Regions from separate parts of the Homo sapiens genome. Here region 1 is linked to region 2. Evidence: chromatin loops called from intact Hi-C (ENCODE). Cell type or tissue: K562. All regions are shown on one strand. Links, peaks and the distances in the headings refer to the core of each region. The heading gives the core; the rest is flanking DNA. Region 1 has its middle 11 kb from the start of SNX9. Region 2 overlaps SNX9 (sorting nexin 9).

Region 1 (8,340 bases), core at 82-8,081, 62 kb after region 2:
GGTTTGTTACATAGGTATACACGTGCCATGGTGGTTCGCCGCATCCATCAACCCGTCACCTACATTAGGTATTTCTCCCTCCCCTAGCCCCCCACCCCCCGACAGGCCCTGGTGTGTGATGGTCCCCTCCCTGTGTCCATGGGTTCTCATTGTTCACCTCCCACTTATGAGTGAGAACATGAGGTGTTTGGTTTTCTGTTCCTGTGCTAGTTTGCTGAGAATGATGGTTTCCAGCTTCATCCATGTCCCTGCAAAGGACATGAACTCATCCGTTTTTATGGCTGCATCGTGTTCCATGGTGTATATGTGTATTAGCTGCTTCTTATTTCACGCCTAAGCTATCTATTGAGAGCCTACAATGTGCAAAGTGCTATAGGAGATAAGCTCAGTCATGAAAAACGCATTTTGTGCTCCTAGAACTTAAAATCTCATGAGAAAAAGAAAACCTTCCTCTTAACACCCTAAGAGAGCCCTGGGCCAGGTGTGGTAGCTCATGCCCATTATCCCGACACTTTGGGAGTTGGGAGTATTGTTTGAGTCCAGGAGTTCAAGACCAGCCTGAGCAACACAGTAAGACCCTGTCTCTACAAAAAATAAAAATTAGCTAGGCGTGGTGGCATGTGCCTGGAGTCCCAGCCACTTGGGAGGCTGAGGTGGGAGGTGGGAGGATTGCTTGAGCCCAGGAATCCGAGGCTGCAGTGAGCCAAGATCAGGCCACTGCACTCCAGTCTGGGCAACAGAGTGATACGCTGTCTAAAAAAAAAAAACCCACAGACAGCCCTGGCTGGCTCTTCACTCTTACTTAGTGTCCTCTGCTCCTTCCTGAAAACAAAACTCTTCTATTGTGGTGACGAGAACCACTGGGAGAAAAGAGAAACACCTGTGTTTTAGAGAACCTGTGGTTACGGAAATAAAGAAGGAGAAAAAGCAGAGAAAAGCAAAACAATTTAGGGAAATCAGTCAAACCGCACTGCTCCTGCCTCAAACTCCAGCACACCAACCCCAGGGCCAGCCTTGCAATCAGACCCAGCCTCCAAGCCTTCACTGAAACTTGGCAATTACAGACTAAGTTAGCATATTCTTTTGAAAATATAATTGTACTGGGGAGAAAGGGGGGATTAAGGACCTACTGATCTCTTGCATAAAACTGGCCTGATATTCAATAGATTGACTAGACAGAAATGGAGAGGAAGTGAATATTTTTGTACCATGGTTACTGACTCTGTGAGGAATTGGATATCCGTGATCTGAGCAGCCCAAATCACTTAAGATAGGGATACAAGTTCTTTCCTCAGGGGACAGTTATCAGGACTGGCTGCATAATTTGTGGGGCCACAGCATAATGAAAATGCAGGGCCCCTCACTGAAAAATTATTGAGAATTTCAAGACAGCAGAAGAGAAGTAAACTAAGTATGGGGCCTTTTATTCTTGAGGCCCTGTGAACTGTATAGGCCCATGACACTGGCCCTGACAATTGTTTTTTTCACAGATAGTTGTTGCTTGCAATTGGAATAATCAGGAAATTTCAAAAGAAGTGTAATCTGAGCTTTCTTGAAAGACAGGTACATTTTCCAGTTTTCAAGGAGGAAGGATGGCATGAATCAAGACACAACAAGGAAGCAGTTCAGGCTGCATTTCCCTGACATCGGCTAGACCATGTTTACTGGCACAGAAGTTGTCATGTGGGAATAAGTCTAGAAGGATGGCTAGAGGACAGATTATGACATTGGGAGGCCATGGGAAACCATTAAAAATTATCTTAGTAATGTTTTTGGAAGATTTGGCAGTGGCATATAGGATGCTTTGGGGCAGGCTCACTCTAGAGGAAGACCAGTTAAAAGGCTCTTATGTAGTTGAAGGCATTCATTCGCCCAGTGGTTATAGCCACACTATTCTGAAAAATTTCCTCCCTTCCCTTCTCCAAGAACTTGGAACTGTTAAATAACATTTACTGGAAGCCATTGGTTTGGACTGAGCTCCTGCACTAGGCCTGAGAGACCAAACCAAAATGGAACGACTCATGCTGAAGTTTCATGCCACCAAGCCAAAACTACATTGTTTATCTGACCTTCTAAAAAATCAGGAGAGAGAGAGAGAGATAATAGCAATTTCCCAAACAGGCCAGTTTTAGCTGGCACAGTAAGGAAGTTCCTTCTGCTTGAATCTTTACAAGGAAAGTAACTTTGAAAGGACCAGTGCGCGTTTTGTTCTCTGATACTGCTTTCCTCACCCCTTTTCTGTCTGGAAAGCCAAAGTCCTCTGCTGTATAGCATATTCTATAGTGTACCATGAAGTGTTGCCTGATTCTAGAATTGCAAAGAAAAGCCAGTTAGGATCTTGAAACTAAATTTGTTGTAATTGCGTCTTTTGACAGTATCTGGTGACCACAAAGGACCCAAAGCACACTGCTGACAACTCCTGAGACCCTCTGAGGAATGAGGAGAGGCGCTGCTGACCCCTTTTGAGGTCTCCTGTCTTCCTCATGGAGCCCTGAGGGTTGTAAATTCCTCTCCTCCCAGAGCTAACTGTGCACTGAGCTGCCGCCCCCACACCCTCTACCTCCTGATCTTTTTGGCTTTCAAACCCAGGGCTAGTGTGTGCTGTGAGAACACATGACCCTGGGCTCACTACCAAGGGTTAGTTTATGCTGTGAGTGCTGGGGAAGAGAATATGACCTTTTGGGGTTTGCAGTGGCTGACAAGTCACTGGCAAGAGTGGATGTCGTGACAGAAACAGGACGGGGTCCTGTAGGGAGGCCTCGGGTGTCTGACTGGGTCTGACAGAAATTGGCAGAATTGCCATTTACTGTATGAATTTTGACTTTCAGAAATTCTTTGTAGGAATTTTGTACTCTATCCTTTTCTTTTTCTTGCACACAGATCACTGATCACTAACAGTAGCTGTGTTGACATTTAAATCATTGTGGGATTGCTTTTGTGCATGGTGATAGAAATTTATCTTCAATTTCTTAAACATAGCTAATCAGTCAATTAATCATCATTAACTGACAAAGTCACTATATCCTCTCTGATCTGCAATGCCAACTGCATCATACTACATGTATGGGTGTGTTTCTGGCTTCCAGATTCCATTCTATTGGTGTATTTCCTATCTCTATGTCAATGCCACTTTGTCTTAATTACTCTATTTTTATAATATCTTATAGTATATTGTCTATTACAACAAATAACCCCCAAATTTCAGTGGCTTAACTCAAAATTTCCCCCACTCCCAAAGATATTGGTTGGTTGGGAGGCTGGGGAGAGCCCTGCTCTGCACAGTCATTCAGGGACCCAGGCTTTTCCATTTAGTGGCTTCCCCAAAGTCTTCAGGGGCCTTCACTGGATCATCACATCAGCATCTGGCTGGCATATAGGGGAGGAGGGAAACCATTTACACCCACTTTACACTGGCCAGGTCCAAGCACTTGGCCTCATCTAAGTTTTAAGCAAGGCTGGAAGTGCAGTCTAGTTGTATGCCCAGAGGAAGAAGGAAATGGGTTTGGTAAATACACTGTCTGCCATAATCTCACACAAGGACAAAAAATTAAACATGTAACTAAATTGATCTTACAAAATTTTCTCCCAATCTTACTATTGTTTCTCTATTTCCTAGCTCTTTGATTAATTGGACATGTATTTGTGGAGAGCCCACTAGACTTTTGTGGTAGGCAGCCCCTAAGATAGCCCCCAATGATACCCTTTTCCCCCATTCATTCCCTGTAAAATCCCTTCCCCTGGAATGTGAGCTGAACTTATTGAAATGTTTTTAATGAATGGAATCGGGTTGAAGGGATGGGTGTCACTTCCAAGATTAGGTTATAAAAAGACTGTAGTTTCCATCTTGGTTGCTCTATGATTCCCTGTCTTTCTCTTTCTGATTACTAGCTACCATGTCATGAGGATATCCGGGCAGCCATTGGAGGAGGTCCATGGCCAAGGAACTGAGGTCAGCCTGCAAAAACATGACTAAGTTTGGATCCTACTGAGATTTCTGAGGCCTGCCAACAGTCACATGACTGAGCTTGCATATAAATTCTCAAGCCCTAGTTGAGCCTTGACATAAGTGCAGCCTTGGGTGACACCTAACTGCAATCTCAAGAGAGACCTTCAGTCAGAGGCACCCAGCTAAGTCATGTCCCAGATAAATGTGCATTGTTTTAAGCTGCTGAATAGTGGAGTAATTTGTTTGGTGGCACTAGATCATCAATATACCTTTGTGTTAAATACTGGGGACAAAAGAGTTAACAAGGCGCATTTTGCTTAAGGAATCACCATGTTCTACCCCCAAGCATGAAATCTTAGGATCACCTTTGACTCCGACTTTTTAAAACATGAGTTCCCTGTGGAGTCACAAAGTTTGTAGTCTAGTGACCTCCATTATCTCTAACTTCCACATTTGAAGGTAGCCCACACTGACTCCCTATCTTATCTTTGTACATTTTCTTTTACCTTCCTAATCATCTTACACTGCATTTGTAGCAATTAGCCTCTACTCCAATAATGCTTTTTTATTTTTTAAGCAACTATAATATATTGAATAATTTGTACAGCAATACACTATCATATCTTCTGGATGGCAGAGTGGGGTGATCCCTAATTGTGGCTCTAGCATAGACTGCACTAATGACTCTTAAGTCTGAAAACCTCTTAAGGAGCCCAGGAGAGCCATCTCTGGAGGTGACACAAATGCAAACTGATTTTCATCAAGCCACTCTTTAGGCTCAAGCATTTTGACTCCTCATGACTCCAAGAAAACTGTACTTTTCTTTTTTTGTGAGTTGGTGTTAGTTGCATCTTTACTCACTTCAAGGAAGGTGAGTTGTTTGTTCCATAAATAAGGAGTGAGGAAACACAGGCATCAATAAAAGGTGATTCAAGGAAAAAAAATGGTATCAAACTATAGTTTTTGTTTTTTGTTTTTTGTTTTGGTGACAGGGTCTCGCTGAAGTGCAGTGATGCTATCGTAGTTAACTGTAGCCTCGAATTCCTGGGCTCGAGTGATTCTCCCACCTTAGCCTCCTGAGTAGCTGGGACTACAGGTGCATACCACCACACCTGGATAATTTTTTTATTTTTTATTTAGAAATGGAAGCTCACTATGTTGCCTAGGCTGGTCTTTAACTCCTGGGCTCAAGTGATCCTCCAGTCTTGGCCTCCCAAAGTCCTGGGACTCCAGGCATGAGCCACTACACCCAGCCAAACTACAGTTTTAAATGAGCTTTGCCAGAGAGAGATTGCATCAATTACTATTCAGCAGGAATTTACAAAATTCCTTCTGTATGTCAGACAGAAAAAAAAAAAACCCAACATCAAGGGTTCCGTTCCTGAAGATTTCATAAGTCAGTGGAGAAAGGAAGAATAAGCAAATGGTTACAATGCAATAACCGAAGAGTTAAGGGAACAGTTATCAGTTAGATTGATTAGAATGACTTCGCTTGCAAGTAGCCTGGGCAGATTTTATAGTTAATTGATTCCACAGCTCAACAGTATCATCAAAGACCTTGGAATTTTTTCCCAACAGCTTTATTAGGGAGTAATTTATAATACAATTCAGTGATTTTAAGTGTTTAATTCATTGAGTTTTGAAATATATAGAGACAGCTTACCACCCCCACAGTGGAGATACAAAACATCCAAGCAAGTTTCCTTGCATCCACTTGTAATCAATTTTCTATCACCAACCCTTGTCCCAAACAACCCACTTTCTGTCATTATATTTTTGTCTTTTATGATATAATGCCATATAAATTAAACCATACTGTATGTAGTATTTTGTGGCAGGCTTCTTTTACTTAGCATGATATTTAAAAAAATTCATTCATGCAGTTGTATATATCAGTGGTCATTCTTATTTATTGCCAAGTAGTATTTTGTTCAATGGATATGCCACAATTTGTTTATTCATTTACTCCTCGATAGACATTTGGGCTGTTTCCAGTTAAGGGTTATAGTGAATAATGTTACTATGAACATTGCATACCAGTGTTTTTGTAGACATGTGTTTTTATTTCTCTTGAGTATGGACCTAGAAATGAAATTGAGTGATCATATGATAAGAGGATGTTTAACTATATAATAACATGACATACTGTTCCAAAATGGCAGTACCATTTTCCATTCCCAATTCCCAACAGAAACATGTGAGATTTCTAGTTGCTCCACATCTTCACCAGCACATGATACTGTCAGTCTTTTTAGTTTTTGTCATTCTAGTGTGCATGCAGTTGTATCTCATCGTTTTCATGTGCATTTCCCTGGCAACAAACAATGTTGAGCATCATATAATATAGCATCTTTTGTGAAGTATCTGTTCAAATCCTTTGCCCATTTTAAAATTAGGTTTTTTGTCTTATTATTTAGAAGCAAAATTCTTAATCTGTTTTAGATATGTTCTTTATCAGATATTTGTTTTATAAATATTTTCCCCAAGTTCCTTTTTATGTATTTCTTGGCTTTTTATTTTTAATGGTATCTTTCGAAAACCAAAATAAGTCCAACTTATCATTTTTTTCTTTTACAGTTTATGCTCTAAGAAATCTTTGCCTATCATGAGATCATGAAGATTTTCTCATTTGTTTTATGGCTTTAGCTCTTACATTTAGGTCCATGAACCATTTTGAGCTAATTTCTGTGTATGATGTGAGCTAAAGGTTGGGGTTCATTGTTTTAAGTATGCAAACATCCAGTTGCTAAGACACCATTTGTTGAAAGGATTGTCTTTTCCCCCGTTGAAATGCCTGGACAACTTTGTTGAGCATTGATATGAGGTCTGTTTCAGGGCTCTCTATCCTGTTCTGTCAGTCTGTATGTCTAATCTTCTGCCAGCACTGCATTATCTTGAACATTTTTGGTTAATATTAAGTTACCTGATAGAGTCAAAGGCCTAAGCTTTCTTTTTAATGGGAAGACTTTTTGTTACAAATTCAATTTCTTTGGTTGATAGAGATTTATTTGCATCCTTTTTTACTTTGAGTCAGTTTTGGTAAAATGTGCCTTTCAAGGAATTTTTCATTTTATCTAAATTACCAAATTAATTAACATTATGCTGTTAATAATATTCCCCTATTATCCTTTTAATGTCTATAAAATCATTAGCGATGTCCTCTCTTTTATTCCAATTACTGTTGACATGTGTATTCTCTGATGTTTTCTGGGCATTAGGTGCTGCTGGTGGCTGCATCCTGCAGGAGTTGTGCTCTAGAGAAGATAAGAGCCCTGCAGAAGCCTGGTGCTGGGCACACTGCCCACACATCAGGAGTTCACTTCTGGGGAAGCCATGCACATCGTGAGCATACCAGAACAGAAGGAAAAACTCCTTGCTCTTCCAGGTGCCCTCTACTGACATAGCTTAATATCAAGCTATATGGCAAAGAAAACATGTTTAATGGGCTCAGATCCATTTTCACAGAGCTGGCAAAAAGGGTGAATTTGGAGCTGAGAGGCAAAAACATCATAAACAGACATACAGTGGTTTGTTAGGCAACAAAAGCTAACTGATGGAGATGTATATTAGACCTTTGAGTTTATCTTCTAAGTCTTTTAACCTGTTTACATTTTCCCCATCTCTTTATCTTTCTATGTTGTACTCTGGGATATTTCTTAAAGATCCAAGTCTTTCCTCAGTAAGTCCAATCTGTTGTTAACCTAGCAATTGAATTTTAAATTTCAAAAAATATATATTTTTATTTCTATAGGAGCTATATGGATCTTGTTATATAGTCCTATTTTTAAATGATGATATCTTTTAAAAATATAATTTTAAAGACTTATTTTACCAGCCATTTCCAGTTCTATTGTAATCTCAAGTTCTTGCTAATCTTTCTGTTTATTGTGTCTGTGGTGAATTGTTTCTTCCTGCAGTTTATAGTTTTTGTTTATGAGCTCATTTCTTTAGGATTTTTTTTTTCCTGAGAAAATCACTTGTATTTTCAACTAAGAAAATATCTTTGGGAAGTATCTTATATTTTATTCTGCCAGGTAACCAGAGATTTCACCAGTGTGAGACTAATTTTCATATTAAAATTTTAGCTTGTAAATTTTCACACAATGAAGGCACTGTAAATTTTGACTCCACACCTCTGCATAATGCAGGTTTGGAACTTCAGTATTTCACTGGGAATCTTTTTCCTTCCAGGACCCTGGCTAGGGTACACTTTATTGTTGTTTTCTTGGGAGAATATAGTTTTTTTTGGTCCCTCTTTCATTGAAAGGATAGCTTCTCCAGAGTCTTAGTTTATTTGGGGGTCTTAGTTCCAGCTCTTTGCCTCATGTGGGCCCAGGATGACACCTCCTGCCTTTACTTGAGTATTAAAATCCCTCCCCTAGCCTTTGGGGCCT
Region 2 (8,340 bases), core at 104-8,103:
GAAAGCAATCACAGTGGGCCAGGGACCTGGATGCAGCAACACTGCCTTGACACCAGCAACTCTGCTCACCTGAGACTACTCAGTAAGAATCTAGAACCAAAGGGTCCCCCAAGCAACCTGAAATTAGGAGTTTTAAGAAAAACCAAAAGAAAGTGCTATCTTACATAGTAGGTTATACATTTATGAACTAGTTACTCTGAAATGCAGCACAGATTAAGAATACAAAGTCAAGGAAAGAGTAGCAGGCTCGAAATAAGTTATTCAAAGAGATCTTTAAAAAGATATACTTAAAGAAAAATACGACACTCAGGAAGTTGGATAACCAACTGAATGTGGGGCTTCAACTTGCTTGTGTGGGAGGAGAGTCAAATTTAAACTTACTGATGCTAAGATGAGTAAAGAGACACTGGCTCAGAAGTTGGCAGAGTGTGCCAAGCTGAAGAGATGCATGCCTGAGAGGGGATGTGCCCATGGGCCTGATGGACAGGAGAGAGGCCCAGCTTCTCTGAGGTTCCCGCTCTCAAAACAAAACCGACCCTGGGAGAGAGCACAGGCAATCAGAGCCTCCCAAGCAGCTCACCTCAGAGCACACATCTTCCTACCCGCATTCAGAAAATGAAAGCAATGGGCAAACCTGATAGGAAAATGTTTAAAAAGCTACCAATTAATGGTCATCTGGTTTCCTACTCGTGACATCTTTCATGGTATTTACAAAATGTACCCAAATTTTGGCCTACTTAAATTGTTCTCATATCCCAGATAACAGAGGGCAGAGATAGCAGTTAAAATATTTTTACTTGATTTACATTAAATTCAAATGCTCAAATTAATGACGGCTATGCTTTCTGCATTTTGTTAATTCTAGTTTCAGTTCATTTTTCTTTGCTTTCAAAGGATCTGATTAGATTCAATGTTAGACTAGATGCCCCCCCCGCTTTTTTTTTCTTTTATTACCTTCTAAATAACCTAAACGAAACAAATTTTAGACTTATACCAGTTTATATTAAACTACAAGTAAATACCAAGGAATATATTTCCTAACAGAACATGACTTAAATCTGAGTTTTAATTTCTTTTCATTAGCTAAACTGCCTCCACCTATCTTGAGATAATAGCTGGTCAGTCCCTAGAATTAAAATAAGATAAATATTTCTATTTTTTGTTTGCCTCACTTATTCTATGATCTCATTACCTCATTACAATTCTTTTATTAAAATCTTGTCCTTTATTAATGCAAACCCATTTCATGGGTGCTTCTGTATAACTCAGTGAATCTCAACTGGCTTGGCTTTGCTCCTAGGCAACACTTGGCTATATCTGGAGACATTTTTGGTTGTCACAACTGAGGTGGCGTGCATGTGACTGGCACCTGGTAGGTAGAAGCTAGGAAGGCTGCTCAATATCCTGCAGTGCCCAGGATGGGCCCGCCCCACTAGGAAAGGGCGCGGGGCCTCAAACGGCAATGAGGCTCAGGTTGAGAACCCCTGGGAAAACTTCCAGTGAGGTATAACTACTATTCACGTTTCACAGTGAGTAACCCTTACCTGGCCAATGTTCTCAAGTAGTATAGAATAATAAAATACAGAAGAGAATTCTTCAATTACAGTGATCAATCACCTTGCCTGCAAATTTTAAATATCTGAGTCTAATTTGTAATTCAGAATGTCTACAAAAAGCTGTTTTGAAATGTATAAAACCTGCAGTTAGTATATGGTGATAAACTTATATAAACTCACTTGGAAGGTCAATTGACAGATATTCTTTTTCTTTTGAGGAGTCTCACTCGCCCAGGCTGGAGTACAGTGGCACGATCTCGGCTTACTGCAGTGGCCGCCTCCCAGTTCAAGTCATTCTCCTGCTTCAGCCCCCCGAGCAGCTTGGATTACAGGTGCCTGCCACCACACCTAGCTAATTTTTGTATTTTTAGTAGAGATGGGGTTTCACCATGTTGGCCAGGATGGTCTCAAACTCCTGAACTCAGGTGATCCGCCCGCCTCGGCCTCCCAAAGTGCTGGTGGGATTACAGGCGTGAGCCACTGTGCCTGGCTAATAAACAGATATTTTATAAGCAAATACTTGTAAGTGATATGATTATCATCAGGCCTGATAGAATTTAAAACCTTTTATGTAGTTAAAAAAAAAATCAAGAAATAACATCTCCTAAAGCCCATTCATTTCTAAAGATGTAAGCAGTTAACAATATTTTAATTCTTTTTTTTTAACTTTTTTTTTAACGTGTGGAGATGGGGTTTCATCGTGTTGCCCAGGCTTGTCTCGAACTCCAGCACTCAAGCAATCCACCTGCCTTGGCCTCCCAAAGTGCTGGGATTACAGGCGTGAGCTACTGTGCCCAGCAGCAACAATATTTTGATACCTGTCTTCTCAATTTTCTTCTTGTCACTTACTCTGTGTCATCATTTGGCAATAAATGAACTAGACAAATTCACCTAAACTAGTCAAATTTTAATTAAAATTAATGTAAAATTTCCTTGTATTCTTCTCAAGTTATCCCACTATTCTAAGTTTCCTGGAAGCAATACAATAAGAGTACCAAGTGCTGAGTGCCTGGATCTGGTAGACTTTCACAGGCACTGCTTCTACTCGCAGGATGAGGGCCTCTAGCTCTGAGAGTGTAAGCAACATGCCAGGGCCAGGGCATCTATTTCCTGATCCAGGCCGAGGCTCTGACACTGACCTCCTCAACAACAAGAGCCTCCTCTTCTTCCTCTTCTTTCCATGCCTTTATCTAAGAGGGTATTTGCAGTTTCTGGGGTCTGTGTTCATATCATGACAGACTTCTAAAAGCAACCCTCAATACCCTGCCTTTTCTCTTATAATAAATTTTGCAAACAGTCATTATCAGGCTTAACAGGTGATTTCTTTGTTAGTACCCAACAGAAATGCCACAGAACAACCTAAAAGCGACTTTGTTTTTGCTTTTGGGGAATGGCAATAGCTATAATGCATCACAAGCCTTCACAAATACGCTCTGTTTTCCGTAAAGCCAGCCACATCCAGAAGGAGGAAGTGAGACGTACCTGGTGATTGTTGCTGGCAGCCGACGAACTGGCCTGAGCTGTGCTGGCTGAGAGAGAATCAAGGAAGGCTTGGTCAGCCACTGAATTTCCACAAGAAAATTGATCTTTTCCATCACTGGGTAAAATCTGAATAGGAGAAAGAGCCGCAATTATTTTCATAGATTACGGTCACTTCAGGGAGTCTTCGAGGGCAAGCAAGAATTGTCAAAAAGGGTTTATATTCTTCAATGCTACAAATTTCTCTGTAAGCACTGCTTTTGCCGCATACTCATATTTTAATGGGTTGTATTTTCATTTTTATTTAGTTCAAACTATTTTTTAATTTCTCGAGATTTCTTCTTTGATCCATGCATTATTTAGAAGTGGATTGTTCAATCTCTAAGTATTTACAGATTTTCCATCTATCTTTCTGTTTTGATTTCTAGTGTGATTCCATTGTGGTCTCAGGGCAGACACTGTATGATTTCTTTCAAACATGTTGAGGTATGTTTTATGGCTCAGAATATGTGGTCTGTCTTAGAGAATGTTCCATGTAAGCTTGAAAAGAATGTGTATGCTGCTGTGGTTTGATGAAGCAGTCTATAGATGTCCCTAAGTGGACATCAATTTATTGATGGTGCTGAGTTCAACCACGTCCTTACTGATTTTCTGCCTGCAGGATCTATTTCTAATAGAGGGGGTTTTATATTCTTAAAGGTAAGCAAACCCAAGAATATCTGTAATCACTATTCCTTTATATAAGCAGAATCCTAGAAAATCCAATTACTGCCAATATCAACTTAAATTCTCAGATTTTTCTCAATCTTGTCAATTTGTGGGCTCCTGGATGCAAAGTGCATACAAGTAAAACAAGACTTCAACATAAGACCTACGGAGTGAGGCCAGGGGCCTGTGAATAGGGGGTTGCAGTTGTATGGAAAAGGCTGTGGTGTGTGCATGGGCACACGTTTCTGAGGGAAAGCCTAGAGATTGCATCGGATTCTCTGAGGGGTCATGACTCCCCACCCTCACTGTCTATCAACAACAGAAGGACGGCCTTAGATCTCACTCTGCAGACAGGTCCCAGGTAAACATCCTCTGGGGGGAATTCTTTTCTCCTGGAGGTGAACCAAAGGTACCTTTATTCTTGATCTAGCTCCAGTTGTACTCACAGGGCATCAGGAAACCTTCGCTTCTTTCTGTCACCCAACATGAAAGACAAGCTTACCAAGAACCTTCGCTCGGTTTGGAGGGACCGAAAGACAACCAGCAGGGGGCGCCAGGTGGTTGGCTCAGCTTGGGGGTGTCCCAGGCAGGACCAGCCCAGGCTGCTGTGTTGCTCTCCTGGGTATCCATCCTAACAGCTCTACCCAGGAGATCCCCACAGCAGCTCCCCCAAGACACCCCTCTGTCTATGGGAATGGGAGAAGGAACTGAGATATGCACTTAAAAAAATCTATTTAAACTGTGAGTCTATTGTACAATAAACAATATTATAGATGGCAGCAATATCAGCAAAGGAAAAATACGTTATATGTGTCATATTATAAATATATATCTATATTTATAATTTATATAATTTATAATACATTTTATAAAATTTATATATTTTGCTTATAAAAATATAAATATATATTTAAAATGTATATATTAACAGATATATTGAGATATAATTTCATATATCTTATTGAATTTATACAATTTATAATATATATTTATAATATAGATAATATTAGCAAAGGAAAAATACTAACTTTTATTCAGACCAATTAAAAGTTGCTATCCCTGGAAGAAACTTAACCTAAATATCTGTAGTCATTCTTTGAAGCTTGGGTCTACAGGTAATATTTTTCTTAGTTCTATTTCAATGTAGTTTCCATATTTTATATAGTTAACATTTATTATATTTACAATGGAAATTTTGTTTTGCAAAAAGTTGCTGACTTCTTGTAAGTTGATAATTCATAAAAAGATGCCTGGCAAAGATGAGCTCTAATGAATGAATGACAGGAAGCTCTTACTTCAACGTAGTCTGTGGGAACCAGCCCTCGTTCTCCTTTGATGTTTCTTCCTTCCAGCCATCCTCCACCTACATCCTAATAAGTCACCAAAAAAAAAAAAAAAAGAAAAAGATTACAGTTGAGATTTCCTGGAGAAATTTTGTGTGGAGGAATTGTTATACATAAAAAAAGCAATTAACATTAAGCTTTTCATTCCTAGAGAACACCGTTCAAAATCTTAAATTCTTAAGCCTTCTCTTTACTTCAGAAAATGATGTAACCTAAAAACAAGAAAAATCAAACTTCAATAATAAGTGATCAAAGATTGAAAACAGCTGATGATTAGATGACCCTCATCTTGTCTGTGTACTGGTCTGCGGCAGATAATAAAAGTGGCTTGCAGCTCTGAATGTGAAGCGGTGGGATGCGCATCCCAGGCCTGGAATCTGCCCTCTGCCACCTCGCTGGTCAACAGAATCAAGTGGAAATCCTCCAGGGAATCCAGAACCTTGCCTCAAGGGCTTCTGCACACTTCAGCTGACTCTTCTGGCACCCAAGTCGCTATACGAATTAATGTGGGTTGCTAGATGATGACAGAGACCCAGTCTCCCTGTTGCCCCATTCAAAGCCAGCCAACCCAGAGAACTGGCAGACTCATGAGTGAGGCTACCTTAGACCAGTCAGTCCCCAGCAGGGTCCAGTGATTGCAGACACACGCAGTGCAGCTCAGGAGAACCATCAAGCTGACTTGTAGATTCCTAAGCAGTAACAAATGGTTACTGGGTTAAACTAGTAAGTTTTAGGATTGTTATGCAGAAAAAGTGAACTGATCCATGGTTCCTCAGTTCTTCTGGATAAATAATATTAATAAACTAAGTAATAAAGTAGAACTCTATATCCCAGTATTGCCATTTCAATCTATGATCAAAGGAAAAATTGTAACTTTTATTCAGAATAGAAGTTGCTATCCTTGGAAGAAACTTTATCTAAATATTAAACTATTAATGTTGATATTATTATTAATTATTAACAATGTTAAGGGGCAGGTCCCACTTTCTCATCTTAACATAGTAAGAGTTTTTACAGTTTTAAAATAATGCCCTAATTAGTTAATAATCTGAATCTGAATAATCACATTCTCTTAAAAAATCACTTTAAGCCACAACTTTTGTCACTTTCTGACCACAATAGCAACTTGAGGACAAGTTGCTATTTTACCAAGAAAAATTAAATACTTCAATAAAGAAATTAGATGAGGCTGGGTACAGTGGCTCACACCTGTAATCCCAGCTACTCGGGAGGCTGGGGCATGAGAATTGCTTAAACCCAGAAGGCAGAGGTTACAGTGAGCCAAGATCACACCACCTCACTCCAGCCTGGGTGACAGGGTGAGAGCCTGTCTGCAAAAAAAAAAAAAAAAAAAAGGTAAGACTGAAGAATCTTTAATCTCTGCTATGATTAAAACTGAATCTATTTAACTTATACACATCTAGCATTTTTAAAAATTTTTAAAAATTATTATTATACTTTAAGTTCTAGGGTACATGTGCACAACGTGCAGGTTTGTTACATAGGTATACATGTGCCATGTTGGTGTGCTGCACCCATTAACTTGTCATTTACATTAGGTATTTCTCCTAATGCTATCCCTCCCCCCTCCTCCCACCCGACGACAGGCCCTGGTGTGCGACGTTCCCCGCCCTGTGTCCAAGTGTTCTCATTGTTCAATTCCCACCTATGAATGAGAACATGCACACCTAGCATATTATACAAAATTACTACATAATCTTTTTCTACCCAGTGATTTTCTTTTTTTTGAGACACTGTCTCATTTTGTCTCCCAAGCTGACATGCAGTGGCACCATCTTGGCTCACTGCAGCCTGGAACTCCTGGGCTCAAGTGACCCTCCCACCTCAGTCTCCCAAGTAGCTGGGATTACAGGCACGCACTACCACACCCGGCTAAATTTTTGTATTTTTTGTAGAGATGAGGTTTTGCCATGTTACTAAGGCTGGTCTTGAACTGCTGAGCTCAAAGCGATCCCCCTGCCTCGGCCTCCAAAAGTGCTGGGATTACAAGTGTAAGCCACTGCACCTGGCCGATTCTTTTTTCAATCCAAGACATATAAAGTACGTTTTCTAAATATGCTCACTATTCAAAAACTACCATCACTTCTGCCGTTCCTCATTCTCCCTCCTCGATCTTGGCACTGCCACAGTTCTCACTCTCTCCTTCCACAGGAGCTCTGTGTGAGCATGCGAGTGTGCGTGTGCATGACAGCAGGTGAGTGTGTCTGAGGGGTGTGTGCGTGCTTGCACGGGTGAGTGCTGCATCTGTGTGAGAGCAGGAGAGTGTGGGTATGTGTGAGAGCAGGTGAGAGTGTCTGAGGGGTGTGTGTGCTTGCACGGGTGAGTGCATATATGTGTGAGAGCAGGTGAGTGTCTGAGGGGTGTGCATGCTTGCACAGGTGAGTGCATGTATGTATGAGAGCAGGTGAGACTATCTGCAGGGTGTATGTGCTTGCACAGGTGAGTGCTGCATCTGTGTGAGAGCAGGAGAGTGTGGGTATGTGTGAGGGCAGGTGAGAGTGTCTGAGGGGTGTGTGTGCTTGCACGGGTGAGTGCATATATGTGTGAGAGCAGGTGAGAGTGTCTGAGGGGTGTGCGTGCTTGCACAGGTGAGTGCATGTATGTGTGAGAGCAGGTGAGACTATCTGCAGGGTGTATGTGCTTGCACGGGTGAGTGCTGCATCTGTGTGACAGCATGTGAGTGTGCGTGTGTGAGAGCAGGTGACAGTGTCTGAGGGGTACATGCACTCACACGGGTGAGTGCTGCATGTGTGAGAGCATGAGTGTGAGTGTGAGCGCAGGTGAGAGAGTAGGTGTGTGTGCGTGCTCACACGTGAGTGCATATGTGAGAGCATGAGCGTGGGGATGTGAGAGAGCAGGTGAGAGTGTCTGAGGGGATGTGTGTGCTTGCATGTGTGAGTGCATATGTGTATGTGTGAGAGCATGAGTGTGGGTGTGCATGAGAGCAGGTGAGTGAGGGGTGTGTGTGCTCACATGTGTGAGTGCAGGTGTATGTGTGACAGCATGAGTGCGGATGAGGGCAAGTGAGAGTGAAGAGGGTGTGTGTGCGTGCTCACACGTGTGAGTGCTGCCTATGTGTGTGAGCATGCGACTGTGGGTGTGCATGAGAGGTGAGAGTGAGAAGGTACGTGTGTGTAAGAGTGCACACGTGAAAGAGTATGTAAAGTGTATGAGAGCATGAGAGGTGTATGAGGGTGCGAGGTGTGTGCGCATGTGTGTGCATGTGCACGCAT

Evidence for each region. Peaks named below come from ENCODE experiments on the same cell type or tissue, not always from the same donor. Only the 100,000 strongest peaks of a DNase experiment are listed, where the experiment ranks them.
Region 1: it touches region 2 in a loop (5-fold over the local background); 32 of 110 quality-filtered maps call a loop at or near these places.

What each region holds. Positions count from the first base shown.
Region 1 is chr6:157,807,647-157,815,986 of GRCh38, reverse strand. No RefSeq gene overlaps it. Among named protein-coding and RNA genes, the nearest start is that of SNX9, 11 kb to the left of the region's middle. In K562, for the core only: no CTCF peak of the experiment used is centred there; DNase peaks (open chromatin) are centred at 2,570, 4,026 and 4,426.
Region 2 is chr6:157,869,875-157,878,214 of GRCh38, reverse strand. SNX9 (sorting nexin 9) reads right to left here. Exons shown (of 18, transcript NM_016224.5): 3 at 5,039-5,113; 4 at 3,039-3,164. Among named protein-coding and RNA genes, the nearest start is that of SNX9-AS1, 19 kb to the left of the region's middle. RefSeq lists a silencer at 4,335-4,404. In K562, for the core only: a CTCF peak has its summit at 4,282 (motif pointing right); a DNase peak (open chromatin) is centred at 4,314.